2 separate regions of the Homo sapiens genome follow, and region 2 is linked to region 1. A link is an interaction called in ENCODE POLR2A ChIA-PET data of the cell type or tissue named here. Cell type or tissue: GM12878. All regions are shown on one strand.

What was found. Peaks named below come from ENCODE experiments on the same cell type or tissue, not always from the same donor. Only the 100,000 strongest peaks of a DNase experiment are listed, where the experiment ranks them.
Region 2: POLR2A ChIA-PET joins it to region 1 with 5 read pairs; 3 of 35 experiments call an interaction of 5 or more read pairs at or near these places.

Annotation. Positions count from the first base shown.
Region 1 is chr7:100,064,002-100,072,001 of GRCh38, reverse strand. ZSCAN21 (zinc finger and SCAN domain containing 21) reads right to left here. Exons shown (of 4, transcript NM_145914.3): 4 at 6,962-8,000. The coding sequence ends at 7,385. ZNF3 (zinc finger protein 3) reads left to right here. Exons shown (of 6, transcript NM_032924.5): 6 at 1-2,029. The coding sequence ends at 859. Among named protein-coding and RNA genes, the nearest start is that of ZNF3, 14 kb to the left of the region's middle. RefSeq lists a silencer at 5,822-6,116. In GM12878, no CTCF peak of the experiment used is centred here; no DNase peak of the experiment used is centred here.
Region 2 is chr7:99,377,324-99,385,323 of GRCh38, reverse strand. All of the region lies in intron 1 of ARPC1B (actin related protein 2/3 complex subunit 1B), which reads right to left. Among named protein-coding and RNA genes, the nearest start is that of ARPC1B, 6.6 kb to the right of the region's middle. RefSeq lists enhancers at 4,088-4,407, 5,008-5,327. In GM12878, no CTCF peak of the experiment used is centred here; DNase peaks (open chromatin) are centred at 4,193, 4,953 and 6,073; H3K4me3 peaks cover 3,997 bases; H3K27ac peaks cover 4,677 bases.

The DNA of each region.
Region 1 (8,000 bases):
GGAGAAGCTAACCCCCAGGGGAGAGAGAAGCGAGAAATATAATGATTTTGGGAACAGCTTCACTGTGAATTCCAACCTTATCTCACATCAGAGACTCCCCGTGGGAGACAGACCCCATAAGTGTGATGAATGTAGCAAGAGCTTTAATCGAACTTCAGACCTTATTCAACATCAGAGAATCCACACTGGGGAAAAGCCCTATGAATGTAATGAGTGTGGGAAGGCCTTCAGCCAGAGCTCACACCTTATTCAGCATCAGAGAATCCACACTGGGGAAAAACCTTATGAATGTAGTGATTGTGGGAAAACCTTCAGCTGTAGCTCTGCCCTCATTCTGCATCGGAGGATCCACACGGGGGAGAAACCCTATGAATGTAATGAGTGTGGGAAGACCTTCAGCTGGAGCTCCACCCTCACCCACCATCAGAGAATCCACACTGGTGAGAAACCCTACGCCTGCAATGAATGTGGGAAGGCCTTCAGCAGGAGCTCAACCCTTATTCACCATCAGAGAATCCACACTGGAGAAAAACCCTATGAATGTAATGAATGTGGGAAAGCCTTCAGCCAGAGCTCACACCTCTATCAGCACCAGAGAATCCACACTGGAGAGAAGCCCTACGAATGTATGGAATGTGGAGGAAAGTTTACCTACAGTTCAGGCCTTATTCAGCATCAAAGAATCCACACCGGGGAGAACCCCTATGAATGTAGTGAGTGTGGGAAAGCCTTCAGGTACAGCTCGGCTCTTGTTCGCCATCAGAGAATTCACACTGGAGAGAAGCCTTTGAATGGGATCGGCATGAGCAAAAGCTCCCTCAGAGTTACGACCGAGTTAAATATCAGAGAGTCCACGTGAAAGAGCCACACACCCATTTTCCTCACTTTCCCTGAGTCTCAAGAGCTCTTGCCTTACCCTATAAATCTCAACAGCTTAGGATGTGTCCCTTTCAACTCAGACTTTTCATTTTAGAGAATGGGGCAGATGGGGCAAATCGTTGAATTTTCCCAGAAATCACACCAGCCTTAGAAAGCGTCAAGGCAAGTGGATGGCGTGCTGGGAATAGAAAGCAGCTCTGGGACCAGTTACCCCATTTAGGAAAGGAGTTTGCACTAAACTGTTTTTCTCACAGCAGAGGAACCTTTCCAAGGTGGGGATGGAAGCACAGTCGGGACAGAATTCGATGGATTCCTTTAGTTGGAGTCCGCGTAGTCAGCACAGACAGCAGTGGAAAGGACGCTCTGGGTCCTGTTATTTGCTAGGGAGGGTAAAGGGAGACTATTTCAAAGCTACTGTTCCTAGTCCAGCTTTAAGTTTCGGTAAGAAACATGCTGTTTTGTTTCATGATTTCGTTAATTATGGAAATTTGGCATTGAGGGATTATTTTATTGAGGGTAGAAGAGATTCCAGAATCATCATCTGTGATGATGGTGTCCTTTAGGGCTCTTGGAGCAGCCAGACCATGTTTCCAAGAGAAACCTGGTGATATTGCCAGCAGACCCCCTGCCATCCCCCCCAGTTGTCCTGGGGCTGAATGGGCAAATCTGTCCAAACAGCTAGTAACCGGCTGTGAGGGAGAGGGTCAGAAGCACTTAGCGTTGGCCTCTGATTGCTGTCCTCTCTTGTCCTCTTCCCACTCCAATGATGAAAATGATTTTCTCTAAATGCCTGGGTAAGGATGCTTTCAAGGAGCTCACTTGGCCTGCTTGCCCTGCCCTCTCACCTCTGACACCCAGCCCCAGGAGCCAGACCACTCCTGCCTCCACCTCTGACTCTTCAGCAGCTGAAGATTAATGCAGAGAAAGAGCAAAGCCCAAAAGGGAGAAAAAAAAAACAAAAAAACAAAAAAACGAAGCCCAGAGAAGGCAGGCTGTGCCTGAGCCTGGTAGCAGAGCTCGTTGCTGGGTGAGGATGGCACTCCCCGAGTTTTCCCAACCGACGGGATGACCTTCCATTGTGTTTTCCCAACCCTGCTCATCCTGTAGCATAAATGAAGTGCACTATTAAACAGAATAGTTTTTCAGAAGAGATTGAGTGTGGTTTTGTGCAATGTTTGGACCATATATTTCAGTTAAAACAAGACATGTTGGCTGGGTGCAGTGGCTCATGCCTGTAATCCCAGCACTCTGGGAGGCCAAGGCAGGCAGATCACCTGAGGTCTGGAGTTCTAGACCAGCCTGACCAACATGGAGAAACCCCGTCTCTACTAAAAACACAAAATTAGCCGGGCATGGTGGCACATGCCTATAATCCTAGCTACTCAGGAGGCTGAGCCAGGAGAACTACTTGAACCCGGGAGGCGCAGGTTGTGGTGAGCTGAGATCGCGCCATTGAACTCCAGCCTGGGCAAGAAAAGCGAAACTCCATCTCAAAAAAAAAAGACAAGACATGTTGGTAACTATAAATGGAATTTGAAAGTTGACTTAATTTTTTTTTTTTTTTTTTTTTTGAGACAGAGTCTAGCACTGTTGCTCAGGCAGGAATGCAGTGGCACCATCTTGGCTCACTGCTGCCTCTGCCTCCCGGGTTCAAGCACTTCCCGTGCCTCAGTCTCTAGAGTAGCTGGGACTACAGGTGTGCACCACCACGCCCCAGCTAATTTTTGTATTTTTAGTAGAGATGGGGTTTCACCATGTTGCCCAGGCTGGTCTTAAACTGAGCTCTAGCAATCTGCCGGCCTCAGCCTCAAAGTGCTGGGATTATAGGCGTGAGCCACCATGCCTGGCCCTAAAATTTCTTTATAGGCTAGGTACAGTGGCTCATGCTTATAATCCCAACACTTAGGGAGGCCAAGGCAGTAGAATCTCTTCAGACCAGCCTAGGCAACGTGGCAAGACCCTATCTCTACAACAAAATTAAAAAAAAAAAATTAGGGCTGAGCGCAGTGGCTCACAGTTGTAATCCTAGCACTTTGGGAGGCCGAGGTGGGCGGATCACAAGGTCAGGAGTTCGAGACCAGCCTGACCAACATGGTGAAATGCTCTCTCTCCTAAAAAAAAAAAAATTATATATATATATCAGCCAGGTGTGGTGGCACGTGCCTGTAATCCCAGCTACTCAGGAGACTGAGGGAGGAGAATCGCTTAAATGCAGGTGGCAGTGGTTGCGGTGAACCAAGATTGCTCCATTGTACTCCAGCCTGGGCAACAGAGTGAGACTCCATCTCAAAAAAAAAATTAGCTGGGTGTGGTGGTGCACACTTGTGGTCCCAGCTACTCGGGAGGCTGAGGTGAGAGGACTGCTTGAGCCTAGGAAGTTGAGCCTGCAGTGAGCCCCTGTGATTGCACCACCACACGATAACAGAGCAAGACAGTCTCAAAAATGAAATGAAATTACTTTATAGATTGCCATTTTTTTTTTTTGAGATGGAGTCTTGCTCTTGCCCAGGCTGGAGTGCAGTGGACCAATCTCGGCTCACTGCAACCTCAGCCTCACTAGTATCTGAGATTACAGGCGCCCACCACCACGCCCAGCTAACTTTTGTATTTTTAATAGACAACGGGATTTCACCATGTTGGCCAGGCTGGTCTTGAACTCCTGACCTCATGATCTGCCTGCCTCGGCCTCCGAAAGTGCTGGGATTACAAGCATGTGCCACTACGCCCAGCCTATGCAAATAAATTTTAAATCTGTGTTCTCATGGCTGTAATCCCAGCACTTTGGGAGGCCAAGGCGGGCGGATCACGAGGTGAGAGTTTGAGACTAGCCTGGCCAACACGGTAAAACTCTGTCTCTACTAAAAATAGAAAAATTAGGCTTGGTGGCACATGCCTGTAATCCCAGCTACTCGGGAGGCTGAGGCAGGAGAATCACTTGAACCCAGGAGGCAGAGGTTGCAGTGAGCTGAGATAATGCTGCTGCACTCCAGCCTGGGTGACAGAGCGAGACTGTCTCGAAGAAGAAGAAAAAAACCTGCCCATGTCCTGATGGCTCTCCCAAGCCTCAGTCGTGGGTCTCCAGTGGACTGCAGAGCAGTTACACCTGGACTTTCTACAGTTTCATAGTATGTTTCAAACCAGATCCCACTTTCCCATTTATTGCCCCCTCTTAAAATTTCTGTAAACCTGTCAGGATCAAAATTTTGTAAGTTTTCTTTGATTATACTCCTCATCCTCCTCCATCTAACCAGCATCAAGCCTGGGCAGGTTCAGTAAAGATGGAGTGGAATGATACTGTTTTCAGAGTTGAGATTGTAGAGGAGATGGGATTTGCAAGTGATGGTAGCAGTAGCTGATACATGGCATATACTCTGTGTCAGCGTTGCCTGGCTCTTTTCCGAGTGGTTTTCATGTATTAATCAGCTGGGTGCAGTGGCTCACGCCTGTAATCTCAGCACTCTGGGAGGGTAAGGCAGGAGAATCGCTTGAACTCAGGAGTTCAAGCCCAGCCTGGGCAACATAGTGAGACCCAGTCTCTACAAAAATAAAAATTAGCTGGGCGTGGTGGCACACATCTGTAGTCCCAGCTACTCAGGAAGCTGAGATGGGAGGACTGCTTGAGCCCAGGAGTTGGAAACTAGCCTAGGCAATATAATGAGACCCCTGTCTCTCTGAAAAGAAAAAAATCCAATACTTGGCGAGGAATGATGGCCTACAGTAAATGAGGTAGAGCTGCTAAAATGATGAGCAGAGAAAGGGTGTCAGCAGACTCAGCGTGTGTTAAAATGAATTTCTTACACGAGATCTGAGAACCAAACACCTATGTTATCTCGGAAGGCCCAAATAGCTTCCCGTTCACTCAGACAATAAAGGATGAAGTGAGGGGAGCACCGGGATTGTTCAGTGACAGCTGCCTCAGCAGGGTTAATAGTAGGAGATTCTGCCACAGAACAGAGTTCCCTGTTATTAATGGGATGACTGGTCAACAGAGGCCAGGCGGCAGCACTGAGCTATCACAGGCAAAGTGGACACAATTACCATGATGGGCAACCAGGCCAGAGTGGCAACTAGGGTGATTTTTTTTTGAGATGGAATCTTGACACTCTGTCACCCAGGCTAGAGTGCAATGGCATAATCTCGGCTCACTGCAACCTCTGCCTCCTAGGTTGAAGCAATTCTCCTGCCTTAGCCTCCTGAGTAGCTGGGACTACAGGCGCACGCCACCACACCTGGCTAATTTTTGCATTTTTAGTAGAGACAGGGTCTCACCATGTTGGCCAGGCTGGTCTCAAACTCCTGATTTCAGGTGATCCACCTGCCTCAACCTCCCAAAGTGTTGGGATTACAGGCGTGAGCCACCACACCCGGCCTATTTATTTATTGTTTGAGATGGAGTCTCACTGTGTTGCCCAGGCTGGAGTGCAGTGGCGTGATCTCGGCTCACTGCAACCTCCACCTCCCAGGTTCATGCCATTCTCCTGCCTCAGCCTCCGGAGTAGCTGGGACTACAGGTGCCCGCCACCACGCCCAGCTAATTTTTTTTTTTTTGTATTTTTAGTAAAGATGGGGTTTCACCTTGTTAGCCAGGATGGTCTCAATCTCCTGACCTCGTGATCCGCCCACCTCGGCCTCCCAAGTGCTGGGATTAGAGGCGTGAGCCACCACGCTCGGCCTTATTTTTGTTTAAATTAAATATGAATTTAAAAAACAAGAGAGATGGGATCTCACTATGTTGCCCAGGCTGGTCTCGAACTCCTGGGCTCAAACGATCCTTCTGCATCAGCCTCCCAAAGTGCTGGGATTATAGGCATGAGCCACTGTGCACAGCCCACTAGGGTGTCTTGACCCACAGAGAACTGTGGCATTGACTAATAACCCTTGGTGTTCTTAACAAAAACTTTCAGCCAACAGGATAAGGCTTTGATTTGTATAAACAAAAAATCCCAAGAGTTGATGAGAAGGCTGATACCGGCTGTTACAATGGGAAATTGCAATCCTGCTGCTGCTTTCCAGATCTGAGCCAGTTCTGAGATCTGGAATCCATCAAGTTAAGGGGAGTCTGGGTTTCTTTGAAGACCTTCCAACTGTACCACGAGTATTATGCAATAAATATTTCCCCAAAGGACCTGTGGCTGTTCACTAGAGTAACGTACTAAGAAAACAGAATGCCCAGGCCTTTTGAGGCTTTTTGATACAGGATCTAGTATGACACGGATCTAAAACTTACCATTGCCCTCCAGACACAGGTCAGCTGATAAATGGAGTCCTGGCCCAAATCCATCTCAGTGGGCCCAGTGGGAACAGACTCACCCTATGGCCATGTCCCTGAGAAGATAATTGGGATATGTTTAGCAGGGGGACAGATGCCCAGCACATTGTTTACTTAACCTGTAGCTTAGGTCATAGGCAGAAGGGTCAAGTGGAAACTCCTGCACACCCTGCCCTTCCCCAGCCAATCAAAGTGGCAAGAAACAATACCACACCCTGAATGGAACTGAAGTGATTATTGCTGCCCTCAAAGACGCAAAAGACACTCTTTCTGTATGGCTTCTGTAAAAAACCGACGAGTTGTGGCTGATAATGGTTGTTTGCCACAAACTCATCCACAACAGCTGTGCCGGCACAGTTCAACATGGCCCCTGGCTCTTGGTATGCAGTTATTATCTAGTGAAAGCATTCGCTTTATTTTTTTTTTTTTTGAGACAGAGTCTCGTTCTGTCACCCAGGCTGGAGTGCAGTGGCGCAATGTTGGCTCACTGCAACCTCTGCCTCCCGGGTTCAAGCGATTCTCCCACCTCAGCCTCCCGAGTGGCTTGGACTACAGGCACCCGCCACTATGCTCAGCTAATTGTATCTTTAGTAGAGACAGTGTTTCGCCATTTTGGCCAGACTGGTCTCGAACTCCTGACCTGAGGTGATCGACCGCCTCAGGCTTCCAAGGTGCTGGGATTACAGGCGTAAGCCACCGTGCCTGACCCCCAAATCCAAATTTTCTAAAAGCTAAACCAGTAGGAATAGTTTTCTCCATCTGTAAGTATTCAATAACCAACACATCATTTGTTATAATAATAGTCCTGAGGCATTACAAGATGTTATAAGTTTATTCTGAATCTCATTCAATTGTGTTCAATGTGGCTCAATTCTTTACAAATTAAAATTCTTGAATATATGTTAAAAATTAAACAATCTTAATGTTTCTTCCTTAACTAGACTGGATACACGTCTGTTTAACTACGCAAAAGGTAATGCTGGCATGGCTTACTGGGACCCTAAGTGTGGCGAAGGGACTCTGCTCCAGTGAACTGGCGAGTGTGGAACCTCCTGACACCTTCTGAGGACCTCCTGCCTGCCATGTTGCTGTGGAGCTCGCACTCCTCAGGCATCCCCTGATGTTGAGTGATACAAACTCTATCACCGGAATCGATGCTGCTGCAATGACAAGACTTCTTTCTGGTTTTCAGATTCTAAAGTTTAAAACAACGACAACAACAGGAGCGCTTGAAAGTTACGGTGCTTCTCCCTCTCCAGTGTGGACTCGCTGATGTTTGGAAAGATTGGACTTGCTACAGAAGGTCTTTCCACAGTGATGACACCAGTAGGGCTTTTCCCCGGTGTGGATTCTGTGGTGTTTATTGAAGTTGGAGCTGTGGTTGAAGGCTTTCCCACACTCCTTACACTTATATGGCTTCTCTCCGGTGTGGAGTCTCTGGTGGGAGCTGAGGCCCGCATGCTGACTGAAGCTCTTCCCACATTCGTTACACTGATAAGGCTTCTCCCCAGTGTGGATCCGATAGTGACGAATGAGGCTGCCTTTCCCGCTGAAAGCCTTGCCACAATCTTTGCACTGATATGGCGCCTCTTCTGTGTGCATTCTCTGATGTTTAAGAAGGTCTGAGCTCTGCCCAAAAGCTTTTCCACACTTACAGTCATAGGGCCGGTCCACCAAGTGTGTTCTGTAGTGGAGGGTGAGGTTTGAGCTGTGGCTGAAAGCTTTCCCACACTTGGTGCACACGTAAGGTTTCTCCCCAGTGTGTGTTCTCCTGTGTTTGGTGAGATTTGAGCTATTACTAAAGGCTTTGCCACATTCAGCACATATATAACGTCTCTCTCCTGGGGTAGGT
Region 2 (8,000 bases), 690 kb after region 1:
GACGACCCCCCCCCCCCCACCCAACTTCCCCTGCCCCATTAAGGATGGGATGAAGATGAAGTCATCCAGGCCAGGCCCGGTGGCTCATGCCTGTAATCCCAACACTTTGGGAGATCGAGGCAGGCGGATCACTTGCGGCCAGGAGTTCAAGACCAGCCTGGCCAACATGGTGAAACTCCGTCTTTACTAAAACTACAAAAAATTAGTCGGGTGTGGTGGCGGGCACCTGTAGTCCCAGCCTGAGGCAGGAGAATGGCGTGAACTTGGGAGGCGGGGCTTGCAGTAAGCCGAGATCGCACCACTGCACTCCAGCCTGGGCGACAGAGTGAGACTCCGTCTCAAAAAAAAAAAAAAAAAAAAAAAAAAAAATTAGCCAGGTGTGGTGGCACCTGCCTGTAATCCCCACTACTCAGGAGGCTGGGTGACAGAGCAAGACTCATCTCAGAAAAAAAAAAAAAAAAAAGAAATGAAGTAATCTCATAAACCACCTAGAAAGGTGTCCAGCACATGGCAGTTGGCCCTGCCGTGCCCAGAGCCCTGGTCTTCCCCCACACTGCTCAGACGGGGAGAAGGGAGGTGGCCGGTCTGCAGGGGCTCATGGCTGAGGCAAAGGCAGATATTTAACAGATACATCCCATTCTCCATCCAGACATCCACTGGCTGCACCCAGGGCTGGGAGGAGGCACAGGGCTAGGCGAGGCCTGGGTGATGGCTCTTGGGGAGGCCCCAGGGTGACCCAGCCTTGGGGAACTGAAGGAGGGAGATTTTTGTTTCTTGAGACAGGGTCTCTCTCTGTGGCCCAGGATGGAGTGCAGTGGTGTGATCATGGCTCACTGCAGCCATGAACTCCTGGGATTACAAGCATGTGCCACTGTGCCCAACTAATTTTTGATTTGTTTGTAGAGAGGGGGGTCTCACAATGCTGTCCAGGCTGGTCTCAAGCTCCTAGGCTCAAGAGATCTTCCCTCCTCACCTGCCAAGTATTTGGGATTACAGGTGTGAGCCACTACACTCGGCCAGAACGAGGGAGATGTTTGACTGCAGCCCTCTAGACTAGCCCCAGCACTGAAGGGGAACCCTGGCAGAGGGCAGCGACTCATCCTCCCGTCAGCCCAGCTCAGCCCCTGCCAGCCTGTCCCTAGCCTCCTCCACCTGCCGCTGAGTGTCAAAGGAGCCCACCAGGCCTGACGGGGGTGAGATCACGGTCTCAGCCCAATTCCTCAAACACATCTCTCCCCGCCTCCGTGACTCAGTTTCCCAGCATCACAGGGACCTGGAAGTGGAGGAGCCCAGTGGCACTGCTTGCCCAGCCACATGCCCCGGGACACATCACCTGCCTTCTTTTAACCTCAGTTTTCTCATCTGTAAAATGGGAACAGGAATCCTGCCTCCCAGCAGAGATGCTGAGAGCTGGAAGCAGATGACACACCGCACCTGGCCTCTATGAGGAGGAACCACGAGGCGGTTACTCTTAGCCTGTGATGGATGTGATATACCAGCCCTTTGAGGAGCAGGCCTCCCCAGCCAACCAGAGGCCAATCCTGGGGCACACAGGCATGCACCTGCCTCGGGCTTCCGTGCTGGCTGTTCCCTAGGCCTGTGACACTCTTCCCCCAGATACCGGCACACACGGCTCTCGCTCTGGTGCTGCCACTCAAGTCTGTACTCAAATGTCAACTTTTGGGGAGGCCTTCCCTGGAAACTGCAGCACCTTCCACGGTCCGGCACTTCGTAATTCCCTATTTCCGATTAAATTTTCTCAGCAGTCACCATCAGACATGCACTCACTGATCTGGCCCGCTGCCTTCCTCCCCTGCTGGAATAGAACCAGCTTGGCAGAGACACATTTTTGTTCTATCTTGTTCTCGTTTCTATTTCCACTGCTTAAATGCTTAGCACATAGTAGGTGCTCAAGAAATATCCGCTGAACAAATTTTTCATTGCCATTAGTGACCAACAGAGTACGTTCTCAGAAACGTGTGTGTGTGTGTATATTTGAGAAAGGGTCTCGCTCTGTTGCCCAGGCTGGAGTGCAGTGGTGTGATCACAGCTCACTGCAGCCTCGACTTCCCAGGCTCAAGTGATCCTCCTGCCTCTGCTTCCCAAGTAGCTGGGACTACAGGCTCACGCCACCCTACCCAGCCCTCAAAAATATTATCATTACATAGGTTAGGAATGAGGCCAGGCACGGTGGCTCATGCCTGTAATCCCAGCACTTTGGGAGGCCGAGGCGGGCGGATCACCTGAGGTCAGGAGTTCAAGACCAGCCTGGCCAACATGGTGAAAGACTGTCTCTACTAAAAATACAAAAATTAGCTGGGCGTGGTGGCGCACACCTGTAGTCCCAGCTACTTGGGAGGCTGAAGCAGGAGAATCTGTTGAACCTGAGAGGCAGAGGTCGCAGTGAGCCAAAATCACACCACTGCACTCCAGCCTGGGCAACAGAGCAAGACTCTGTCTCAAAAAAAAAAAAAAAAAAAAGGTTAGGAATGAATGTGTGTGAAAAAATAACTTAAAAATAATAAATAAATAAATAATTTTATTAAATAGGGCCAGGCGCAGTGGCTCATGCCTGTAACCCCAGTACTTTGGGAGGCCTAGGCAGGAGGATTGCTTCAGGCCAGAAGTTCAAGACAAGCATGGGCGATACAGTGAGACCCTATCTCTACAAAAAATTTAAATAAAAAAATTTGCAGGTGTGGTGGTGCACATCTGTATTCTTAGGTATTCAGGAAGCTGAGGCAGGAGGATTGCTTAGCCTAGGAGTTTGAGGCTGCAGTGAGCTATGATTGTACCACTGTGTGACAGAGCCAGACCCTGTCTCTAAAATAAAATGTATTAACTAGTACCATCCAGCACTTTCTGGATACTCCCTCCTTGCCAGCTCTAGAAAAAAAAGTATCCTTTTTTTTTTTTTTTTTCGAGATGAAGTCTCACTCTGTTGCCCAGCCTGGAGTGCAATGTCGCAGTCTTGGCTCACTCCAACCTCCGCCTCCTGAGTAGCTGGGATTACAGGTGCGCACCACCATGCCTAATTTTTATATTTTTAGTAGAGACAGGGTTTCACCATGTTGGCCAGGCTGGTCTTGAACTCCTGACCTCAAGTGATCCGCCCGCCTCGGCCTCCTAAAGTGCTGGAATTACAGGCATGAGCCACCGCGCCTGGCCAGGTGCTCTGTATACATTCTTGACTTCAACACTCCCACCAGCCCTGGACTTTCAGGGAGGCCTGGCTGCACTTGGGGAGGGATGCCAGGCTCCAGGTCAGCTCCAGATGACAGATGTGGGGGCTGAGGCCACCTGCCCAGAGTCACCAGTGACAGCCATTAGATAATGTGGCTGCCTCCCTCACCAGACTGGCAGTTTTGTGTTGGGTCTCAGGGCCTGGGCTGGGAGCCAACCAGGACTGGGAACCCTGAATGCCCCAGGAGGCCGGTGGCTGCCCCGTCACTGCCCTGCCCAGGGGCCGGCCCATCCTGCACTGCATCTGGGCCCAGGCACAAGGGAAAGGCAGAACGACCTTTGCCTGGGGCTGCAGTTTGGCCCCACAGGGCTCAGTGACCAGCCTGCCCGAGGTCACAACACAAAGCCCCCTGCGCTCACTGCCTGGAAGGCCCTGTCCACCTCCTGCTCACTCCAGATCCAAACCGCTTGCTTTCACTTGTATCAGGATGTCCTGGAAGATTCCTGGAGCAGCACAGGACACACACACATGCACATGTGTACATGCACGGGGCAGGGACCTCATGTTTCCTCCATGCTTAGAACAGGACCCCGGTGGGTCCCCAGTCAGCATTTGCTGAGCAAGTAGACACACGCAGCGCAGGGTCAGGCCACGCACACAAACACATGCGTGTTCAGCCTCACACACACAAGCACACTTTGCATGTTAAGCCTTGCACACACACATGCACACTGCACCTCCCCACACTTTAAGCACATGTTTAGCCTTGCACACATGACCATACTCCCCACATGCACGTGTTGAGCCTCACACACAGGCACACTGCAGGCCTGCACACATGTATGTTCAGCCTTGCACACACGCAAGCGCACTGTGTCCACAAGCACACTTTGCACGTGTGGGCAGCCTTACCCAGAACAAGCACCCGGCACCCACTGGGGCTGCCTCTGCAGCCTCTCTCTCCTTATAAGGCCTCTTTGTGTAAGGTGAGGGCCCCGGAAGCACCATCTCAGCGCCCTCAGCCATGTCAGCAGGTCTGATGGGGGTTTCCCTGAGCGTTTCCTGTGTTCCCAGGCTGGGACATCACCACCCACATCTGATGCCAGCACTGTGCAGAGAGAAGCTCAAGGCCTGTGACTGATTCACGGTGCTCATCTACACCCCGACAACCCCCATGGTCCAAGGTCACCAGCAGGGCAGGGGCAGGGTGAAGGCCAGAAGCCCACTTTCACACTCCACCCAGGCTCTGGTTGGCCCCAGGACTCCAGCTGAGGCCAATTTTTCCCTCCCTTTCAGCCCCAGGAGGCCCAGACTGAAGGAACCTCCGGGGATGAGGGTGGGAGAGCCCAGACTCAGAACCCTGGGTTGATGCACAGACTCTGACATCCCAGCATCAGTGGTCACATTCTTGCTGTGTGCCCAGCCACATCTCTGCCCTGGCTGTCAAGACGGAGTGGCTGGCTCTGCTGAAGACAGCAACCCCCACGTGTGCCAGTGGGCAAGGGCAACCGAGAGGACTTGAAGAGCCCTGACCACTGTTTCTAGGACCTAGACATACTCAAGGGGCAGAGGAGGGGCTGGAAAAGATGGCCACAGTGGTACACTAGTGACTGGCAGAGGAGGGAGGTTGAGACCACACCTATCAGCCAATCACACTTCAGCATGAATTAGCAGAAATACTTCCTAGTCTGTTGAACAAACCCCTTAAATGGGGCAAAGAAGTGTTAAGGGGGCGAGAGACAGGAAGACTCATTTCCCTTTTTCCATAACTTCTGCAAAGCAGCTGAAACCCAAAGCGCCTCTGCGATAACTCCCCAACCCCCACATCTTACCAGTGAGGAAGTGGGAGAGCAAAAAGGGAGTGGCTTCTCTCAGCCAATGCTGCCACAGGGCTCCAGTCTCCTGCCTCAGGGATTCTAGCCGGGGACACTCCAACTTCATCATCCTCAGGAAAACCTCTCACCTACCAAGCCTGCGTGAGCCAGCGTGTGCTCACCCCCGCCTGCCAATTACCCTGCTCTGGATGTCTCAGGAGAAAAATACGAGGGCTGCTTCACCCACCAGTGTTGACAGCATAAGGTCTCAGTGATGGCTCCTGGGGGAGGGATCCAGGACACCAACCCACTATCACTGTGGCCCTGTGAGCCAGCACTGTGGGCCTGTTTGATGTTAAGAAACCAGAGAGAGGAGGGGATAGCCGGGCACAGTGGCTCACGCCTGTAATCCCAGCACTTTCGGAGGCCGAGGTGGGTGGATCACTTGAGGTCAGGAGTTTGAGACCATCCTGGCCAACATGGCAAAACCCCGTCTCCACTTGGAAAAAAAAAAAAAAAATTAGCCAGGCATGGTGGTGCCAGGCAAAGAAAGCCTCAGGCTGCCCAGCGGCGGGGTGGTGGTGGTGAGGCACTCTAAAGTCCTGGGCCTTGATACTCTCTCCCTTACTGTGCTGGGTTTACATTCTAGCTGTCTTCATACTGGCTGGGTGCCCTCAGCCAATATTTCCCTCCCATCTTAATCCAGATGAGGCTGGGGCTAGACTAGGCACAGGCTGCGGGACCCTTCTTGCCTGGCTTCCTTAGGTTTCCCTGAATCCAGAGGTTTGGCTGTATCAGAGGCTAAACCAAGGAGGAGTTGCCTGGAGGAAAGATCTCAGCATTACAGGCGCTCTGGGAAGTCCCCACCCAGCTCAGGCAGTTCTTGGATAGAGCAGCCAGCAGGCTAATTTGCACCGTGCTAAGCGGTTACTCAACTTCCTATGCTGGGTCAGAGCCCTTCCTACCCCTATCCTTCCCTCTCCAGCTCTGCTCTTGAAGTCTTACCAACCACGCAGAGTGAAGTCAAGAAACACACATGAAAACAATCGTAAGGTACCATTAAAGCACCGGTTAGTCATCCAAACAAAACAAAAACACACAAAATTCAATGCTAGCAGAGCTGTGGAGAAATTGTCATTTGTTGCTAATTGGTTTAATTCTTCTGAAGGGCACTCAATTCAACAAGTGGGTGGGACCAAATATTAATAGAACAGAATAACACTAACAGGAACTTGAAAATTAGCATTCTGGCCAGGTGTGGTGGCTCACGCCTATACTCCCAGCACTTTGGGAGGCCGAGGTGGGTGGATCACGAGGTCAGGAGATCGAGACCATCCTGGCTAAAACGGTGAAACCCCGTCTCTACTAAAAATACAAAAAATTAAGCCGGGCGTGGTGGCGGGCGCCTGTAGTCCCAGCTACTCGGGAGGCTGAGGCAAGAGAATGGCGTGAACCCGGAAGGCGGAGCTTGCAGTGAGCCGAGATTGCGCCACTGCACTCCAGCCTGGAGGACAGAGCAAGACTCCATCTCAAAAAAAAAAAAAAAAAAAAGAAAAAGAAAATTAACATTCTTTGGTCACATACACCCATTTGGTCCTAAGAAAACAGCAACACATTTTTCTTTCTTTTTCTTTTTTATTTTTGAGATGTAGTCTCATTCTGTCGCCCAGGCTGGAGTGTAGTGGTGCATTCTCGGCTCACTGCAACCTCCGCCTCCCAGGTTCAAGCAATTCTCCTGTCTCAGCCTCCCCAGTAGGTGGAACTACAGGTGCCCACCACCACGCCCAGCTAATTTTTGTTTTTGTTTTTAGTAGAGATGGGGTTTCACCATGTTGGACAGGCTGGTCTCGAACTCCTGACCTTGTGATCCACCCGCCTCGGCCTCCCAAAGTGCTGGGATTACAGGTGTGAGCCACCACGCCTGGCCCCATTTTTCTTTTTTAAAAGCAAACAGGTGGGGTGCCATGGCTCACGCCTGTAATCCCACCATTTTGGGAGGCCAAGCCAGGTGGATCACTTGAGTCCAGGAGTTCGGAGACCAGCCTGGGCAACATGGCAAAACCCTGTGTCTATAAAAACTACCAAAAAAAAAAAAAAAATTAGCGGGATGTGATGCTGTACGCCTGTAGTCCTGGCTATCTGAGGGGCTGAGGCTGGAGGATTCCTTGAGCTGGGAAGGTGGAGGTTGCAGTGAGCCGAGATCTCGTCACTGTACTCCAGCCTGGGTGACAGAGTGAAACCTCATCTAAAAAATAAAGCAAACATGTTTATAATAGCTGTCTTTATAATGGTGACAGTGTGGAAAAACCCAGGTGACAATATGGAAAGAGTAAATTATGACATTAACATGTTGAGATGCTACGTAATTATTAATATTAGAAAAGACCTATCAACCGACGGGTGCGGTGGCTCACACCTGTAATCCCAGACTTTGGGAGGCGGAGGCAGGTGGATCACCTGAGGTCAGGAGTTTGAGACCAGCCTGCCCAACATGGTAAAACCCTCTCTACTAAAAATACAAAATTTATCTGGGCTTGGTGGTGGGCACTTGTAATCCCAGCTGCTCGGGGGGTCGAGGCAAGAGAATCACTTGAACTCGAGAGGAAGAGGTTGCAGTTAGCTGAGATTGTGCCACTGCACTGCAGCCTGGGCGACAGAGTGAAACTCCGCCACCTCCAAATAAAAAAAAAAAAGAAGAAGAAGAAGAAGAAGAAGCTGGGCGCGGTGGCTCACGCCTGTAATCCTAGCACTTTGGGAAGCCGAGGTGGGCGGATCACCTGAGGTCAGCAGTTCGAGACCAGCCTGGCCAACATGGTGAAACCCCGTCTCTACTAAAAATATAAAAATTAGCCGGGCATATTGGCATGTACCTGTAATCCCAGCTACCTGAGAGGCTGAGGCAGGAGAATCACTGGAACCCGGGAGGCAGATGCTGCAGTGAGTCAAGGTAGTGTCACCACACTCCAGCCTGGGCAACAGAACAAGACACTGTCTCAAAAAAA